2 separate regions of the Homo sapiens genome follow, and region 2 is linked to region 1. The links are chromatin loops, found by intact Hi-C in ENCODE. Cell type or tissue: CD4-positive, alpha-beta T cell. All regions are shown on one strand. Region 1 overlaps SSBP2 (single stranded DNA binding protein 2). Region 2 overlaps SSBP2 (single stranded DNA binding protein 2).

The links. Peaks named below come from ENCODE experiments on the same cell type or tissue, not always from the same donor. Only the 100,000 strongest peaks of a DNase experiment are listed, where the experiment ranks them.
Region 2: it touches region 1 in a loop (1.9-fold over the local background); 1 of 110 quality-filtered maps calls a loop at or near these places.

Annotation. Positions count from the first base shown.
Region 1 is chr5:81,723,635-81,726,134 of GRCh38, reverse strand. All of the region lies in intron 1 of SSBP2 (single stranded DNA binding protein 2), which reads left to right. Among named protein-coding and RNA genes, the nearest start is that of SSBP2, 26 kb to the left of the region's middle. In CD4-positive, alpha-beta T cell, no CTCF peak of the experiment used is centred here; no DNase peak of the experiment used is centred here.
Region 2 is chr5:81,537,269-81,539,768 of GRCh38, reverse strand. The region is part of intron 4 of SSBP2 (single stranded DNA binding protein 2); the gene reads left to right. Among named protein-coding and RNA genes, the nearest start is that of ACOT12, 140 kb to the right of the region's middle. In CD4-positive, alpha-beta T cell, no CTCF peak of the experiment used is centred here; a DNase peak (open chromatin) is centred at 1,438; H3K27ac peaks cover 1,694 bases.

The sequences.
Region 1 (2,500 bases):
GTTCTCATTTATCCCCAGTATTCATTCTAATTCTCTGCCTACATAGATGTTCGTACTAATGTTTTTTTGAATATGTCTGTCTCTTTAAAAAATATATGGTGCTGTTTTATGCACACATATTTTTAATTTATATAAATTATATTGTGCTAAAGATCTTCTGTTTCTTTTTTCATTCAACATGTTAAAATGCCTTTTATGATAGAAAACTTCAAACAGATCCAAATGTAGAGAAAGTATCAACCCACCATGTGTCCATCATCCAGCATCAACAATTATCAGCTCAGAGCTGATCTTGCTTCATATTATTAACCATTCCTCCCCTAGTGCCTCCTCCCCACAACTCCACCTCTGCAAACTGTATTATTTTGAAGCAAATCTGAGACTTTTTAAAACTGTATTTCAGTGCCAAAAACATCAAAAAACCGCTACCCATTTGGATCTCTGTATATCTGTTTCATAACTTGTAACTGCTCTAGGTATGTCAGTGAATGCACTTACCACATCTCTGGCCCTCTGGTGATGGTCACCTAGTTTGTCTGTAATATTCTGCTACCACAGACAACTTTGATTTTCATTTTCATACATGTCCTCTTATGGGCTTTTGGGAGAACTTTGATTTTTCAGAGTGGGATCTCTGGATAATAGGGTATATATACATATACTTCATTTCACTAAGTTTTGCCAACTTGATTTCCAGAATGTCTGTACTAGTGTACATTCTCACTAGGAGTACATAGTAGTTCTCTTTTCCTCCATTTCCACTGGCACTCTGTATTAACTTACATTATATTTTTGCCAATCTTTCATTTGTAAAGTGGTATATTATTTAAATTTTTATTTCTCTGATTATTAGTGAGGTTAGTTATCTCTTCACGTATTTGTTTTCTGTTCTCCTTAAGACCTCCCATTCTTGCTGTTTTATTATGCCTAAAAAACTCTTTCCCCTTATTCACGTGGCTCACTCACTCCATTCAGATCTCTTCTTAAATGTCATGTCCCCAGAGAGTTCTGCTTTATCTTTCATTGTCTTTATCACAACAAAACCTTATATTATGTTATGTATTTATTTATTTTCTCTGCTCAAGTTCCTTGAAGGCAGAGACCTTACCTGTGTTCACACCTGTATCCCTAGCACTTAAAAAGGTAAGTTCTCTATAAATATTTGTTGAATAAATAAACATGAATTGGCTATTTATATCCTTTGTCCATTTTGCCTACTCAATAGGAGCGTCTTGAATATTCTAGACATTAACCTGTGTTGGTTTTAGATGTTGTTATAATTTGTTATTTCTGTCCATCGTAGCTGCGTTTGATAAGGAATCCTTAATTTTCAAGTGGTTAAATCATCACGTCACAACATGTAAATCAACACATTGTGGTTTGTGTTTTTGTGGTCTGAAGAAATGCTCTTCTAACCCGATATTACATATCCCTCTCCATTTTCTATTTGCTTTATAATTTTATATTTTATATTTGGGTCTGTAATTTCTTAGGAGTTTACCTTTGTATAGGCTGTGAGGTGTGGGGGGTGATTTTATTTTTCTTCCTGTAGAATACAAGCAGTTTGCACTTTTCCTGCTGATTGGTAGTACACACTTACTATGTACGAATTATTTCTCATATTTCATTGATCAGTTGTCTATTTGTGTTTAGTATCAATGTTTTTTATACAGTGGCTTTGCACTGTGTTCTAAAGTCTGATAGGGCAAGTCCTCCCCCTTTTAAAAAATTGACTTAGCAACATTCGTAATAGGAACAATCAAGTAGCTAACCTTTAAAAAGAATGCAAAAGATCATTATGGAGTAATTATGAAACTCTATTAAAGGATATGAAAAAAGACATAACTAATAGAAGAGAATTACCATGGGATGACATAATGTTTTAAAGATGCCAGTTCTCCCCAAATTAATTTGTGTATTCAGTGCAACCACAGTAAAAATTTCAGTAAGATTTTTTGCATACCTCAACACACTTACTCTAAAGTTTATTTGGAATTTATTATAAATATATGTTGATTTAAAAAATAAATGTGTGCTTTCATAGTATTATGCTGTGTTTTTTAGTAATTAGTTTTTGCATTCTTATGGATGGGCAGTTGATTGAAAGCAGCAGAGAAGACAGAAGAGAGCAGCAGAGTTAAGTGTTTTGGTTAGAAGTGATAGAAATTGTAGTGGTAGCGCAAGTGGCACCTCAGCAAAGAAGCATAGAAAAGACAGAAGATAGAGAAGTGAGGTTGTTGGATAAATACATAACTCCTTCCTCAACTCTGGGGAAATGAATAGGTAGGAACAGAGGACAAACACTAGTCTATAATATTGTCCCTGTTGCTATGTCTTGGTAATGATATATACCGTGTCTGGTCCAACAGTCTATATGGAGTACTTACTGTCTGGGGCAATAGTATCTATAGGAGGTATTGAGATGTAGCTCAATAATTGATACTTGTGTAAGTAATGATGACTCAGAAATCAGGAAGACCTTTAAATATATTCTTGATGT
Region 2 (2,500 bases), 190 kb after region 1:
TAAAGTATAATAAAAAAATTATTGCTAAGAAATGGCAACAATTCTCTGAGCCTTCAGTGAGTCAAAATCTTTTTGCTGTTGGAAGGTCTTGCCTTGATATTGATGGCAGCTGACTGATCAGAGTGGTGGTTGCTGAATGCTGGGGTGGCTGTGGCAGTTTCTTAAAATAAGACAACAATGAAGTTTGCCACATTGAATGACTTTTCCTTTCACAAATGATTTCTCAATAGCATACAATACTGTTTGATGGCATTTGACCCACAGTAGAACTTCAAAATTGGAGTCAGTTTTAGTCTTAAACCTTGCCGCTGCTTTATCAACTCAGTTTATGTAATATTCTAAATCTTTTGTAATCGTTTCAGCAGTGTTCATAGCATCTTCACCAGTAGATTCTATCTCAAGAAACCACTCTCTTTGCTCATCCATAAGAAGCAACTCATCTGTCAAGTTTGATATCGTGAGATTGGCAGCAATTCAGTCACATCTTCAGGCTCCACTTGTAATTCTTGTTCTCCCTCTATTTCCACTACATTTGCAGTGACTTCTTCCACTCAAGTCTTGAACCCCTTAAAGTCATCCACAAGGGTTGGAATCAACTACTTCCAAACTCTAGTTTATGTTACTATTTTAATCTCCTCCCGTGAATCACAAATGTTCTTAATAGCATCTAGAATAATGAATTCTTTCCAGAAGGTTTTCTATTTACTTTTTCCAGACCCATCGAAGGATTCACTATTTGTGGCAGTTAAAGCCTTATGAAATATATTTCTTAAATAATAAGTCTTGAAAGTCAAAGTTACGCCATGATCCATGGGCTGCAGAATAGATATTGTGTTTGCAGTCAGGAAAACAACATCAGTCTCCTTGTATATCTTCATCAGAGCTCTTGGGTGACTAGATGCATTGTCAATGAACAGCAGAGGACTTCCGTGTAGCAGGTCTCAACAGTGGGCTTCAAATATTCGGTAAACCATTCTGTGAACAGATGTGCTGTCACCCAGGCTTTGTTGTTCCATTTATAGAACACAGGCAGAGTAGATTTAGTGTAATTCTGAAGGGCCATAGGATTTTCAGAATGGTAAATGAGCATTGGCTTCAGCTTAAAGCCCCCAACTGCATTAGCTGCTAACAAGAGAACCAGCCTAACAAGAGAATCAGCCTTTGAATATTTGAAAGCATGCATTGACTTCTGCTCTTTAGCTATGAAAGTTCTACATGGCATCTTTCAATAGAAGGCTGTTTCATCTACACTGAAAATCTGTTGTTTGGTATAACCACCATAATCAGTGATCTTAGCTAGATCTTCTGGATAACTTGGTGCAGCTTCTACATCAGCACTTACTGCTTCACTGTGCACCGTTTTGTTCTAAAGACAGCTTCCTTCCTTAAACTTCATGAACCAGTTTCTGCCAACATCAGACTTTTTGTCTGCTGCTCTCTTACCACTCAATTGAAGAGACTTAGGGCCTTGCTCTGTATTCGGCTTTGGCTTAAGGAAATGTTGTGGCTGGTTTGATCTTCTATCCACATCACTAAATCTTTCTCTGTATAAACAGTAAGGCTGTTTTGCTTTCTTATCATCTGTGTTTCACTGGAGTAGCACTTTTAATTTCCTTCAAGAACTTTTCCTTTGCATTCACAACTTGACTGTTTGGTACAAGAGGACTAGCTTTCGGCCTATCTTGGCTTTTGACGTGCCTTACTCACTGAGCTTGATCATTTTTAGCTTTTGATTTAGAGTGAGAGATGTGCAACTTTTTCCTTTTACTTGAAACACTTAGGGGCCATTATAGGGTTATTAATTGGCCTAATTTTAATATTATTGTCATTTTTAGCTTTTGTTTTAAAATGGGAGAGTGCAACTTTTTCCTTTTGCATGAACACTTAGAGGCCGTTATAATTTCAATATTGGCCTAATTTCAATATTGTTGTGTCTCAGGGAATAGGGAAGCCTGAGGAGAGGGACAGAGATGGGGAACAGCCAGTAGGTAAAGCACTCAGAACACACCCATCTATGGATTATGTTTGTCTTGTATGGGTGTGGTTCACGGTGTCCTACAATAGTAACATCTGAGATCACTGATAACAGATAATCGTAACAGATATAATGATAAAGTATTACAAGAATTACCAAATGTGACAGACCTGAATGAGCACATGCTGTTGGATAAATGATGAATGGAGACTTGTTCAAGGTATGGTTGCCACAAACCTTGAATTTGTAAAAACAAACAATAACAAAAACAACCACAATATCTGTGAAGTGCAATAAAGTGAGGTATGTCTCTATTCAGTGATGATGGGTTTTTTTAATCCCAGAATAAGCTGTCTCCTGTTTCTCATGATGGTCACTGAAATTTTGAAATGTCTTTCTAGAGTTAAGGATGCCACCTGTGGCCTAGTTGCAGAACAGACAAATTCATATGAGAATTGTCTCAGGTCTCATCAGCATTGTCTTCAGTCCAACTCAAAGCCTCCACCCCCATAAGAAGAAAAATAG